2 separate regions of the Homo sapiens genome follow, and region 2 is linked to region 1. A link is an interaction called in ENCODE POLR2A ChIA-PET data of the cell type or tissue named here. Cell type or tissue: A673. All regions are shown on one strand. Links, peaks and the distances in the headings refer to the core of each region. The heading gives the core; the rest is flanking DNA.

Region 1 (7,306 bases), core at 3,307-7,306:
CCTAAGGAATTCTAAAAGTCACCTTACCTAAGTCATGTCCTCACCAAGATGCCTTCTGCCAGATGCGGCTGTTGCTCCTTCCTCTCACGGAGCCTTTTTTTGGTTTTTTGTTTTTTGTTTTTTTTGAGATGGAGTCTCGCTCTGTCCCCAGGCTGGAGTGCAGTGGTGCGATCTCGGCTCACTGCAACTTCTGCCTCCCAGGTTCAAGCAATTCTCTGCCTCAGCCTCCCAAGTAGCTGGGATGACAGGCACCTGTCACCACGCTCGGCTAATTTTTGTATTTTTAGTAGAGAAGGGGTTTCCCCATGTTGGCCAGGCTGGTCTTGAACTCCTAGCCTTGTGATCCACCCACCTCGGCCTTCCAAAGTGCTGGGATTACAGATGTGAGCTACCGCGCCTGGCCTCACGGAGCTTTTATAGCCTGCCTGGTATAGTCTCCCTTTTTATGAACTCAAAGTCAACTGATTGGTAACTTCATAATGGGAGTGACATCCCATCATATACCCAGGTTCCACCTGCACCCCTTTGGAGATGACATTCTCCAAAAGGGTCCCCAGGCAGTGACGCTTTCACCTGCTCCTTTTAGTGTTTTTGAAAGAGTTCTTTCTCTTTTAACCTACAACGACCCTTCCCTAGGACAGAGATATGCAACCCTGAAATGGGATATGGATTCAAGGGATGGCCATCATGGCCTCGGAATCTCTCCTCCCCATATATCCCAGCTCCTGGCATAGGCTCATTCTCCACTAAAGGGGGTGCCACTCCAAGAATGCTTGACTCTCCAATATCATCCTGCTGGTGTTGGCCTATTGGGTCTATCCTACGTGCTCACCAAACACGTCCAAACATGTTTCAATCCTACCAATGGACACTCTACAGGCTCAGGCTGCAAACCCTACTGCATAATCAATATGTGTACCCCAGAGAAGGATTTCTTTTTGTTGAAACCTTTGTGGTGGAAGACAGGCAACATGATTATAAAACCAAACCAGCAATGACCCTAGGTTTTGAAGGGACCAAGACCTAACTCCAGTCCCAGTCTTATCACACCCTCCCTGTATGACAGGCTACTTACCAACTAGACCCTCAATTCTTCATCCAGAAATCTGGAAAAACCTGCACAGCTAAAGGGGCTTCATGGGGATTTAATAACATACAGATGATGCCTACCCAATGTCTAGCACATAGAAAGAGCTCTGCAAAAGCTTGCCCCTTTCTCATTTGGGAAATGATGATGCCATCTTTGATGATCTTCCCTTCCAGATCTAATATTCCATAATGCATATTGTCTTGAGTCTGAACAATGCTGGAACTCCTGGATTACAATGCCAAACTCTTAAGCCATTAAACATTATTTCCCAGTCATTCTCCATGACATTCCCAGCTCTCAGTATCATACAATGGTTCCCAATCGCCTCATCCAGAAAACTGCTCCCCCAAATCTATGTACAGTGAGAAAAGATCATAATCAGTTCTCTTTTTTTTTTTTTTTGAGATGGAGTCTCACTCTGTCTCCCAGGCTGGAGTGCAATGGTACAATCTTGGCTCACTCCAACCTCCGCCTCCCAGGTTCAAGTGATTCTCCTGCCTCAGCATCCTGAGTAGCTGGGACTACAGGTGCCAGCCACCATGCCTGGCTAATTTTTTGTATTTTTAGTAGAGATGGAGCGTCGCCATGTTGGCCAGGATGGTCTCAAACTCCTGACCTCGTAATCTGCCTGCCCTGGCCTCTCAAAGTGCTGGGATTACAGGCGTGAGCCACCGCGCCCGACTGTAATCAGTTCTTATTTGATGGAAGGAAACAGACAATTCACATCTTTTTCCCATAGTCTTCACCCACCCACACAAACACGTGAAACAAATGGTTTCTAATTTACCACATCCCCACCTGTCATCCACTTATTTGGGCAAATGCTGTCTCATATGCTATACAAAAAAGAGGTAAGGTCTTTGCCAAGAAAAGGCTGCATATGGATCCCTGATTCCTGCTATGACAGTTGTCCTTTTTTTCTTTCCAGAATGCCATTGACATCCTGGGCTTCAGCTCAGAGGAGAAAGTCGGGATCTACAAACTGACGGGAGCCGTGATGCATTATGGGAACATGAAGTTCAAGCAGAAGCAGCGTGAGGAGCAGGCGGAGCCAGACGGCACCGAAGGTAACTGCATCTGGGAAAGGGATGCGATTGGGTCCATCTATGTTCATGTGCGGGCGAGGCCGTGTGAGATAAACTGCATTCATTTCAAGAGCTGTTCTTCCAAAACTGCATAAATCAAATCTGGGTTTCCTGAAGCTCATTGTAGCATGCACTAGGAAGTCTGCTCACTCAGTCAAGGACTCCCAGAGTAGTGAATTCTTGAAAAACAAAAAGCATCATTCTTGTAAATGAATAATCACCACGCACTCCACTATCTTTCACCATCTAAATGTGCCTGTTTTTTTTAAGGTGGACTTTTTTGAGACAATATTGTTAGGTGAACTTCTCTTCTCTCCACCAGAATGCAGTCTTAATTACTCAGGCCTAAAATGAGGCCTTTGGTAAAGTGGGAGCCAAGTTTTGTTCCTCCCATCGCCTCCACCCCAGCGTCTGTTGAACTTGACCCTGAACCAAGAATGGTGAACGGTTCTTCCTCCCCATAACTCTCACCTAGCTGATCCTACTGCCACCCTCTGCCCCATCCCTAAGAGGCCTGGAACTAGAGCACAGGGCAGCAGGAAGGGCTGAGCAGTGACTGACTCCCCACCATACGTCCTGCTCATTAGACTTCTTAGCTCTCACGATGCTTCTTACAAGTTCCTTGAATTAAAGCCTGGCAACATGGATCGTTCTTGATAATTCTGCCTTTTGATTACAGCCCCACAGTATGTGAAGCAGTGCGCTTTAAACTCTCAAGTAATAAAAAGGAAGTGCAGCCATAAATTAAAGGGTGGGAAAATCTACATAACCTTATCAGTGTCCCATAAATGCTTACCAACCTTCTATCCTAGGCCTGCCTGGGATAATTCTCCCTTTTTGTTAACTCAAAGTCAACTGATTGGTCACCGCATCATGGGAGTTGTACAGGTTCCACTGCACTCAAGTAAAGGAGGTTATACAAGGCATGTACACCAGGGGGCACACCTTGGGTGCCATCCTAGAATCCTGCCCATCACAGTGGAGGGGACTCCAAGTCTTCACACAGGAAACACTTCTGACTGGGGCAATCAGGGAAGGCTTCCTGATAGAAGGGGCACTGACTTGGACTTTGAGGGATGAATAGGATTCTGAAAAATTGGGGGAGAGATCAGTTCAAGCAGAAGAAATGTCATGAGCAGGCTGGGCACAGCAGCTCACGCCTGTAATCCCAGCACTTTGGGAGGCCGAGGTGGGTGGATCATCTGAGGTTATAGGTCAAGACCAGTCTGGCCAACATGGTAAAACCCCTTCTCTACTAAAAATACAAATTAGCTGGGCATAATGGTGCCTGCCTGTATTCCCAGCTACTCGGGAGACTGAGGCAGGAGAATCACTTGATCCCGGGAGGTGGAGGTTGCAGTGAGCCAAGATTGTACCACTGCACTTCAGCCTGGGTGAAAATCGTGAAACTCCATGAAATAAAGAGAAAGAAAGAAAGAGAAAGAGAGAGAGAGGGGGAGAAGGGAAGGGAAGGGAAAGGAAGGGAAGGGAAGGGAAGGGAGAAGGAAGGGAGAAGGAAGGGAAGGGAAGGGAAGGGAGAAGGAAGGAAGGGTCATGTGCAAAGGGGCAGAGGATGAACTGTGATGGGGATGGAGGCACAGTGAGTGGTCCACTTTGGCTACAGAACAGGATATAAGCAGTGGATTTGTAAGAAATGAGAATTTTAAAGTAACAATTTTTGCATCAGTTTGGGAAGATCTTGAGTGTCAGGATGAATGGTTTAGAATATATGGCAGGCCACGGAAGCCGCTGTCCAAGTAGCAGGGGAAGTACATGCAGACAACCTGAAATTAATCTGTCAGCAGCCAGGCTCACCAAAAGTGGGAAAACTTGAGAAGAAAAAAAAAAGAGTATCAGGCTCCTCAGCAACAGTGGACTGCATTGATACACGTATTGATATACCTCAGTAGGGTCCCAGGCCCTCTTCCAGCCCTAGCAGCTGTGTGTGTGCAGTGCTTAGGAGCAGAAAGTGGAGGACTATAATCAAGGCCAGTGCTCCAATGATATCAATGACGATACCAACCCAAGCTAATATTTGCTGGGTGCTCACTAGTCACCAGGCATGCTTCACGACAACCGTATAACATGAGTATTGTCACTGTCTCCCATTTTACAGACAAAACTGAGGCACAAAGAAGCAAAACCAAAACCTAAACCTAAACCTAAACCTAGAGCAGTCCGACTCTAGAGCCCAGGCTCTTGGCCACTATAACTGCTGGAAGCAGTGGAGAGGCCAGGCATTTTGAGAGTGAAATAAGCAGGACTTGGTGCCTGTCTGAACAAAGGAATGTCAGGGGCAAGAGAGAGAAGGATGTATCACCCCTTTCAAGTTTAAATGACAAGAAGAAGAATAATGGTACCATCTACCTGAATGGGCAAAGCAAGAAAAGGAGATAATTCGAGGAGAGAGTAAAGCACGCATCTGGCCTCTGATTAAGTACTTAACATAGACTGCCCTAGATTTTTATTAACTCATCTCCCCACCCAGCAATGAAGCAAGGGTCCCAACCAAGAAGTTATCCCTGGGGGCTGGGCAAGGTGGCTCACACCTGTAATCCCAGCACTTTGGGAGGTGGGCAGATCACAAGGTCAGGAGATCAAGACCATCCTGGCCAACATGGTGAAACCCCATCTCTACTAAAATAAAAAAAAATTAGCCGGGCCTGGTGGTGGGTGCCTGTAATCCCAGCTACTCGGGAGGTGAGGCAGGAGAATGGCGTGAACCCAGGAGGCGGAGCTTGCAGTGAGCTGAGATCGCGCCACTGCACTCCAGCCTGGGCAACATTGAGAAACTCTGTCTCCAAAAAAAAAAAAAAAAAAAAAAAGAAGTAGTCCCTGGGGAGCAGCATTTCTCTGCCTTTTTGATGAGCTCAATGCAGGCCCCCAGGTCCTTCTCAAAGTCAATGAACGTCTGCTGAAATATATGAAAATATATAACCCATGAACTGTAGGAAACAGCCAAAAGTCAAGTGCTTTTGACCATCTCCAAACATTTGAAGGGAGGGTCAAGTTTTGTACTTCTCTTTCAACTATGAGCATGGTACTTTGCTTAAATTAGGAAGGTGCCTCATGTATATTGTCAACTGTCCAAGTGGTGGCTCCTTTACTCATATAACATTTTAACGTATTGTCAGACTCCAACATAACTATGTAATTAATTAATTTTTTTTTTGAGTCGGAGTCTTGCTCTTGTCACCCAGGCTGGAGTTCAATGGCACGATCTTGGCTCACTGCAACCTCTGCCTCCTAGGTTCAAGTGATTCTCCTTCCTCAGCCTCCCAAGTAGCTGGGACTACAGGCGCTTGCCACAATGCTTGGCTAATTTTTGTATTTTTAGTAGAGACAGGGCCATATTGGCCAGGCTGATCTCGAACTCCTGACCTCAGGTGATCCACCCGCCTTAGCCTCCCAAAACGCTGGGATTACAGGCATGAACCACCGTGCCTGGCCTGTAATCAACATTCTTTTATGAAATCGAAATATCAGTAGGTCAAAATTGGCCACGGAGTATCTTATTGTTAAAACTGCATCTAGGAGGCAAATTGGAAGTTCCTGAGAACCATGGGCCCCTGGATATGGGATTAAAGCTTCAGTGAACAAGTCCAGACCTGGTACAGATATGACAACATGAAAACATTTAAGAAAATTACAGAAAACACTTCTGGGAGAAGCCAGGGGCTGACTGGACACTTTAGCAGCTACTGTTTTTGCATGATGCCATTTTTTTCTCTTCCTTCAGTGGCTGACAAAGCCGGATACCTGATGGGACTGAATTCTGCAGAAATGCTGAAGGGCCTGTGCTGTCCAAGGGTGAAGGTTGGCAATGAATATGTCACTAAAGGGCAAAATGTCCAGCAGGTAATGGAGATGCTCTGAATCCAGTTGATTGAGATCTTTTGCTATTTGAGCCATTATCTTAAAGCTCCTTCAGTTGCAGGTATCAGAAATGCACATGAAATCAGCTTTCACATTAAGAGGAAGTTCATTTTTAGGCTTCAGAGGCAACTGAAGGAATGCAAATCATTAAGTGCCCATTGGACGCCATGAGGACCTGGAATTAGAAAGTGAAGAGCCCTCTGGAGCCAGGCAGCCTCCCTCCAGCTCCTCTGGGATTCATGGGCTGTTGAGTCTCTCCTCTGTTGTGTCCTTGCTAGGCAGATAAGTTTCCTGGACCTCTCTTGCCCGTGGCCACCCCATAGCTCCCAAGTTTATATCTCTGTGTTTCCAGCCTCACCCTGAGACTGAGACCAGTGTCTTTTGATCCCTATTCCAAATTCTTAGGAGAGATACTCAATTAATCCAATCTGGATCAAGTGTTCACCTCTGGTCTAATTAAGTGTGGCCAGGGGCTGGAGTCATGTGCTATAACCATGTTGTTAGAAAAATATCTTTGTGAATAGGATAGTTCTCAAAGAAAGGTGAACAACATGAGCTGGGCAAACACCTCATAAAATATTTAATATTGCATTGAATGATCTGAAATTGCCAATATTCAACTGCTTTTGATTTTCTTTTTTTCTTTTGTTTTTTTTTTTTTTTTTTTTTTGAGACAGAGTCTCGCTATGTCACCAGGCTGGAGTGCAGTGGCACGATCTTGGCTCACTGCAACCTCCACCTCCCAAGTTCAAGTGATTCTCCTGCCTCAGCCTCCCGAATAGCTGGGACTACAGGCGCCTGCCACCACACCTGGCTAATTTTTGTATTTTTAGTAGAGACGGGGTTTCACCATGTTGGCCAGGATGGTCTTGAACTCCTGACCTCGTGATCCGCCCGCCTTGGCCTCCCAAAGTGCTGGGATTACAGGTGTGAGCCACCACGCCTAGCCAACAGCTTTTGATTTTCGAGTCAATTTCATATGTTTCAACTTAATGCAGCCATAGAAACACTAACTCAAGGGTTGAGTGGGTGATCCTTTTTCAAGGTGACCAATTCGGTGGGTGCTCTGGCCAAAGCCGTCTACGAGAAGATGTTCCTGTGGATGGTCACCCGCATCAACCAGCAGCTGGACACCAAGCAGCCCAGGCAGTACTTCATCGGGGTCTTGGACATTGCTGGCTTTGAGATCTTTGATGTGAGTTGTGACCTTCTACTTTCTTGTCTGCTTTGCTGAATCTCCAATGTATTTTCCAAG
Region 2 (7,847 bases), core at 2,446-6,445, 1.0 Mb before region 1:
CCTGTCAACTGTCTAAGAAAACTTTATAACATAAAAATATAACTTTAAAAATAATTTGGCTGAGTGCAGTGGCTCACGCCTGTAATCCTAGCATTTTGGGAGGCCAAGGCAGGTGGGTCACTTGAGGTCAGGAGCTTGAGACCAGCCTGGCCAACATGGTAAAACCCCATCTCTACTAAAAATACAAAAATTAGCTGGATGTGGTGGTGAGTGCCTGTGATCTCAGCTACTTGGGAGGCTGAGGCAAGAGAATCGCTTGAATCTGGGAGGCAGAGGTTGCAGTGAGCCAAGATTGTGCCACTGCACTCCAGCCTGGGTAACAGAGTGAGACTCCAACTCAAATAATAATAATAATAATAATTTCAACCAATAATATCCTTATATGTAGGACAACCTTAATAGAATAAGGGATTTCTTTACCTGAATAGTATCAATTGCAGTAGTAATAATAATAATGATAATAACAGTAGCTATAATAGTTATTATTTAATACTAAGTATTTATGAGCGAGAGCTTCTGCTTTGTAATCACTACCTCATTTAATCTTCAGAAAACTTCTTGAGGTGGTCAAGAATATCCTTTGTATTATAGGTGAGGAAACTTGAGTCTCAGAGTGTTTAGGTTTCTTGTTCCCCTTCACTTACCTCATGAATAGAAGACCTAGGGCTCAAATACAGATTTTTCATGGCTTCAAGAAAGTCTACACTTTTAACTGTAATGTAATACCACCTTACACTCACCAGAATGGCTAAAATTAAAAAGACTGGCAATACCAAATGTTGGTGAGGATGTGGAGCAACTGGAACTCTCATACACTGCTGGTGGGAATGCAAAATGATAAACCACTTTGAAAAGCTTGTTGGTAGTTTGTTCTGAAGATAAAATATTTCCATTCTATATTCCAGCAATTCCAAATCTAAAAATTTACCCAGGAGAAATGAATATATGTCCGTCAATTGACATGTGCAAGAATATTTATTGCAGCTTTATTTAAAATAGTAAAAGAATTGAAAATAGCCAGAATGTCCATCAAATGGTGATTGAATAAATAGGCTGTGGCATATTTACAATATACCACATAAATACTTATGTGAAATACTTATGTGAAAAATTATGTGAAATACTTCAAAAAGTGTGAACTGGTGACAGATGTAACAATATGGGTAACTCTCACTAATATAACGTTAAGTGAAAGCCAAACACACAAAAAAATGCATGTCACATGGCTTCATTTGTATGAAGACCAAGACCAAAGTTCTTTTGAAAGAAGCTCAAAAAACAAGCAAACAAAAATTAGGCCAAGCTATTTGATAATGACAGAAGTCAGAATAGTAGCTACCTCTGGGGGTTAAATTTAGACTGGAGAGGAACATGAAGGAAACTTATGGGGTGATGGAAACGTTCTTTATTTTTTTTCTAGGTGCTGGATAAGGGGGAGATGGATAGTTGAATAGATAGGAAAAATCCATTAAGTTATATACACAAGATTAATACACTTTATGTATTTTAGTATTTAGGTTTACCTGTTGCAGGGCAGGCAAGTCACCAAATTGGGGTTTAGCTGGGGAAGATTCTTAGCGTTGCTCAGGAAAGAATTCAAGAGCAAGCTGGTGGTAGAAGGAAACAGCTTTATTGAGGTGGCAGTGCTCCAGCTCTGTGACTGCTCCTGCAGAGCAGGGATACTCCTTAAGCAGTGCACTGAGAGTAGCACCTCAGGGGCAGTTCTGCAGTCAGATTTATATCCACTTTTAATTACATGCAAATTAAGGGGCAAGCTACTCAGAAATTTCTAGAAAAGGGGAGGTAACTTCCAGGTCATTGCCATGGAAAGGGGCAGTAACCTCCGGGTGTTGTCACGGCAATAGCAAACTGTCATGGCACTGGTGGGCGTGTCTTATGGAGAAGAGCTTTCAGTGCCTCTTCCCTGTTTCAGCCAGTCTTCAAGCTGGTCTGAAGTCGAGTCCCACCTCCTACCTCAATACCTCAATCTTAAAAATCCATCCTTTAAATCCTTGCATTAAACTTTTATTTGCACCCCAACTATAACAACAAGAGGAAGGCAACTGTTCTTATTTCTTTAAATGCTTGCACTCAATTAGGTTTATAATCCAGAGACCGCCAGAACTGAGAGGAAAATTAGAAACCACCAATATTTACTCTTTCAGTAGAAAACTGAGAAAACAAATCTGGAAAAAGAAAGTGCCTTGTAAAACAGACAGTGTTTATAAAGGGCAAGACTAGTCTAATCCCATCTATTTCCTACCTCCAAGTCTGGTTAATGTTCTTTCCTTTCCACAACACTGCTCAAAAATATAGTCTTTGTCACTCTTCTGCAAGCAAGACTATTCCCAGAGATTGGGAATGTGACACCAGGAGAGTTGACCCCATAAGAATAAACAGGCCAGCAGGTTTTCTTAGGAAAAAAAAAAAAAAGAAATGTACCCTGGAGCTGGCCAGGAAGGAATGGAGAAAGGATTCCTGGTGAAGAATGTTGAGTGGAAAGAGTTCAGAGCAGAGGCATTAGCTCTGCTTCTAATAAAGCTGTAGTTTCTGAGCTGGCTCACAAGGATGAGGAATGAGGGAAAGAGACTGCACCAGAAAGTGGACTGGACATGCTAGGAGGCAGAGGGTATCCATTTCAGCAGTGGGCCTGAAGACATTTATTCCACTAATAAACTCAGTGCAACAGTTGACAAGGAGTTTAAGGTTCAGAACTCCTTCTAACAGAGCAATTTAAGTAAAAAGAATTTGTTTCACGGAAAGGTAAAGAAAGTCAGGCTAAAACCAGAAGACGTGTGATAAATCTCTGGGTTTAGGAGGCCTCTGATCCAAAGGGAGGGCAAATATTAATAAAATGGTCACCACTTTGGATATGGCGCTAGACTGCAAGCTTTATATAAAATCTCATTTAATTGAACACTTAAAACAGTCTTACATAAGATGTATTAATTACCTTCATATGGCACATGAGAAAATTAAATCTTCCTCGTTTTAGAAATTTGGTCCAAAACCACACCGCCAGTAATATAAGCAGCAAGGATTTCAGCAAAGCTTAGTTTTACTCCAAAGGCTGTGGTCTTTCGGGAGCATCGGGCTGCCATTAGAAATCAAGATGTATTATATTTCAAGGAAGTGAAATTGGTAGAAGCATCAGAAAGCAGGTCGACAGAGATTACGTTCAAAAGAACTGGCCTGGCCAGGCACAGTGACTCAGGCCTGTTAATCTCAATGCTTTGGGAGGCTGAGGCATGTAGATCACTTGAGGCCAGGAGTTTGAGACCTGCTTGGACAACATAGTGAGCTCCTGTCTCTACAAAACTTAAAGAAATTAGCTGAGTGTTGTGATACGTGCCTGTAGTCCCAGCTACTCAGGAGGCTTGGGCAGGAGGATTGCTTGAGCCCAGGAATTTGAGACTGCAGTAAGCTATGATCATGCCTCTGTACTCCAGCCTGGGTGACAGAGTGAGACTGAGATTCTGTCTCTAAAAGAAAAACTAGGCCCAGGAATATGAACCCAGGAATGGAGATCTTAATGATGAGAAAGTGCATCATGCTTAATGATGAGAAAATGAAAAGAATAATATGTCAAAAAACACCTGATCCTGGGCCTGGAAAACCCCTCGGTTGATCAAATGGCTATGGCTTGTAGTCTGTTCCCTCCATGAAACAGAGAGGAAAAAGGTCCCCTGAATCTGGATGGCTGTGAGCTGACCCCATCTCTGAGTTTCCACAGCACAGTGCTTTATGGTACCGATAGAATTCCGCCTCTGTTGTTATTATTGGTGAGCACATGTAATACTACTTACTGTGCAGCAAGGACCAAGTCCCACCTTTATTGCCACCCTGCAGCGAGCACAGTGCCTGGCACATGGTGTGTGCTCATTAATTGTTCATTGAATTAATTAACAAATACCCATATTCACATTTTAATGAATTGAAGCTCTGAGCCCTGGAATGTTCATGTTTTATCCACACATAGGGAAGTGCTGAATGGTTGTTAACCAGCCACAAGGCCCCATCAACTGGGTAAGCAAAACATCTAAAACTGCTTTTGCCTCCAAGTCAATGCCTACCCCTAAGTTACCCACTTAATTACCTCAGCTTTTCACTCACTTGGAGTTACAGTCCACGGACATGCATGAGAGACAATATTCACTCACTCAGTAGGGAGCTGGGTGAGATTAACTTTATATTTCCATTGGTGACAAAGTGGATCAAGTTCCTAGGTTCCACGATGCCCTAAAAATTTTCTAAATTATTAAATGTAATTCAATTTATTTTTATTTAAAAATGCATGGCAATAGTACACACATTAGATATTGTGAAAGTGTAAATTCTCCTCAGACTAATTTACTAGCAGTTCTAAAACAAGTCTAATGAAAACAATGTATATATGAACTAAAAAGCAGAATAATTGAATCCAAAATCTATCTGGAAAAAAAAACTAACGTAGGGAAGAGACAAGACATTTTGAAAAAAGATTTAATAAAGGAGAACTTGTACTAGATATGACGTAAGGCTATGATAATTAAACCAGTATAGCACTGACATAAGAATAGATAAATGGAACACACACACAAAAAAAAAAACAGGAAAAAAGATCATAGTAAACTTAAGGAATGAGAATATGATAAAGACGACATTCAAATCAGTGGGGGAAAAAGAAAACAAAGAGAAAAAGGAGTACTGGTGTTCTGTTTGAGAAAAACAAGAGTGACCTCAACAGTTTCTTTTACAGACATGTTAGGGTGCCTGCCACCCCATATACCCTTTTGGAAGCTCCACATTAATTTCCTGGGAAAGGTGTGGGCCTGGAGATTCTTTTTTTTTTTTTTTAATTTTACTTTAAGTTCTAGGATACATGGGCAGAAAGTGAAGATTTGTTACACAGGTATACATGTGCCATGGTGATTTGCTGCACCTATCAACCTGTCATCTAGGTTTTAAGCCCCGCATACATAAGGTATTTGTCCTAATGCTCTCCCTTCCCTTGCCCCCTACCCCCGGACAGGCCCCGGTGTGTGATGTTCCCCTCCCTGTGTCCATGTGTTCTCTTTTTTTTTTTTTTCCTTCTTGAGACAGAGTCTTGCTCTGTCACCCAGGCTGGAGTGCAGTGGCACAGGCTCGGCTCACTGCAACCTCCACTTCCCGGGTTCAAGCAATTCTCCTGCCTCAGCCTACCAAGTAGCTGGGATTACAGATGCCTGCCACCACGCCCAGCTAATTTTTGTATTTTTGTAGTAGAGACAGGGTTTCACCATCTTGGCCAGGCTGGTCTTGAACTCCTGACCTCATGATCCACCCGCCTCAGCCTCACAAAGTGCTGGGATTACAGGCGTGAGCCACCATGCCCGGCCCATGTGTTCTCATTGTTCAACTCCCACTTATGAGTGAGAACATGCGGCATTTGGTTTTCTGTTCCCGTATTAGTTTGCTGAGAATGATGGCTTCCAGCTTCATCCATGTCCCTGCAAAGGACATGAACTCATCCTTTTTGTGGCTGCATAGTATTCCATGGTGTATATGTGCTAACATTTTCTTGATCCAGTCTATCACTGATGGGCATCTGGGTTGGTTCCAAGTCTTTGCTATGGTAAATTGTGCTGCAATAAACATACATGTGCATGTGTCTTTATAGTAGAATGATTTATAATCCTTTGGGTATATACCCAGTAATGGGATTGCTGGGTCAAATGGTATTTTTGGTTCTAGATCCTTGAGGAATCATCACACTGTCTTCCACAATGGTTGAACTAATTTACACTCCCACCAACAGTGTAAAAGCGTTCTTATTTCTGTAGGCCTGGAGATTCTTGTTTGTTTTTTGTTGCTGTTGCTTGTATCACATGACCCTCTCCCACTTCCCGGTGAGAACTGTTTGGGCCCAAAACAAACAGCAGACACAAAGAAAACCAATCCGTGGACAAGGGTGAACCAGTTTGTTTTTTCTTTCTCTCCCTCTCCAGATTATAAACTAAGAGTTTGAAATACTCTTGTCAGAGTATTTGCACCATTTAAAATCATGTAGAATTAGAGCTGGAGTCCCTGTCAAGACACTTCAAAGTCACACGCAATCCAGAGTTCTGTGAACTCCCAAACTGTGTGCAAGCCAAAAAACCTGGTCCAGAGAGAAGAGAGTTGATGCAGAGAGAGAGGCCAGAGAGGGACATAGCTTGCCCAATGGTATATTTGCTCCTGGAAGGCCCAGCTGACTCTGCAGCCATGAGATGTATTGTTGAAGAAGCTTCCTTTTGTCTGCAGTATTTTGACTGGGTTTGCATTCCTTGCAAACAAATATATTCTGAGTAAAGCACACACTATTTAAGAAAATATGGTTTAGTTATAGCCTTAAATTTAATAAGAAAAAATGAGATGATAGAAGACAATTTTAAAAAGTGCTTTTTCTAATTGTGGGTGAGCAAGACATGCTTAAACATGACAGCAAGGAAGCAAGCAACAAAAAAGAGGACACATAGGTCAGATTTCACAAAAATTTTTAGAAGCCTATATGTCAAAAATCACCATGAATGTACACCCATGTTCACAGAAGCATTATTCTCAATAGCCAAAATGGAGAAGAAAGCCAAGTGTCCATCAATGAATGAATGGATAAATAAAATGTGGTATGTACATCACATGGAATAATATTCTGCCTGAAAAAGAAAGAAAACTCTGGGCTGGGTGTGGTAGCTCACCCCTGTAATCCCAACACTTTGGGAGGCCAAGGTGGGCAGATTGCTTTGAGCTCAGGAGTTCGAGACCAGCCTAGGCAACATGGTGAAACCCTGTCTCTAGAAAAATACAAAAATTTGCCAGGCATCTGTAGTCCCAGCTACTTGGGATGCTGAAGCTGGAGAATCACCTGGGCCCGAGAAAGCAGAGGTTGCAGTGAGCCAAAATCATGCCCGCCGCCACTGCACTCCAGCCTGGACAACAGAGTGAGACGTATTCTTTAAAAAAAAAAAAAGGAAATTCTGGCCAGGTGCGGTGGCTCACGTCTGTAATCCCAGCACTTTGGGAGGCCGAGGTGGGTGGATCATGAGGTCAGGAGATCGAGACCATCCTGGCTAACATGGTGAAACCCTGTCTCTACTAAAAATACAAAAAATTAACCAGGCATAGTGGCGGGCGCCTGTAGTCCCAGCTACTCGGGAGGCTGAGGCAGGAGAATGGCGTGAACCCAAGAGGCGGAGCTTGCAGTGAGTGGCGATCGCACCACTGCACTCCAGCCTGGGCGACAGGAGAGCGACTCCATCTCAAAAAAAAAAGAATCCTGTCAAGTACTACAACATGGATGAAACTTAATGGCATTACTCTAAGTGAGAGAAGCCACAAAAAGACAAATACTGTATGGCTCCATTTATATGAGGTACCTAGACTAGTAGCTGAGTTCATAGAGAAAGAAAGCAGAAGAGTGGTTACCAGGAGCTGTGGGGAGAAGCGAATGGGGAGCTGTTGTCTAATGGGCACAGAGCGTTAGTTTTAAAAGATAAATAAGTTCTGGAGATTGTTTGCACAACAGTGTGGAGATACTTAACATCAGTAAACTGTATACTTAAAAATGGATAAAATGGTAAATTTTATGTTATGTATATTTTACCGTAATTAAAAATTTAAAAGTTAATATTTTTAGCATATATTTAAAAAGCTCTTCCAAATAAGAAGAGATGAACTTCCTTAGGGGAAGACAAACCAGGCCATGGACATTAACAGGCAATTCAGAAAAGAAGACATAAAGTGGGACAGTGTCTTTTCAGGACAATATAGTGATATATACTAAGAGTCTTCAAACACGCACACCCTTTGGCTTAGTAATTCGACTTGTAGCAATCTATCCAAGGGAAATA

The links. ChIA-PET counts read pairs that join two places held together with the same protein. Peaks named below come from ENCODE experiments on the same cell type or tissue, not always from the same donor. Only the 100,000 strongest peaks of a DNase experiment are listed, where the experiment ranks them.
Region 2: POLR2A ChIA-PET joins it to region 1 with 8 read pairs; 2 of 35 experiments call an interaction of 5 or more read pairs at or near these places.

The regions. Positions count from the first base shown.
Region 1 is chr17:10,345,407-10,352,712 of GRCh38, reverse strand. MYH13 (myosin heavy chain 13) reads left to right here. Exons shown (of 41, transcript NM_003802.3): 12 at 2,019-2,157; 13 at 5,915-6,033; 14 at 7,097-7,246. Among named protein-coding and RNA genes, the nearest start is that of MYH13, 24 kb to the left of the region's middle. In A673, for the core only: no CTCF peak of the experiment used is centred there; no DNase peak of the experiment used is centred there.
Region 2 is chr17:11,357,788-11,365,634 of GRCh38, reverse strand. The region is part of intron 2 of SHISA6 (shisa family member 6); the gene reads right to left. Among named protein-coding and RNA genes, the nearest start is that of SHISA6, 120 kb to the right of the region's middle. In A673, for the core only: no CTCF peak of the experiment used is centred there; no DNase peak of the experiment used is centred there; H3K27ac peaks cover 1,499 bases.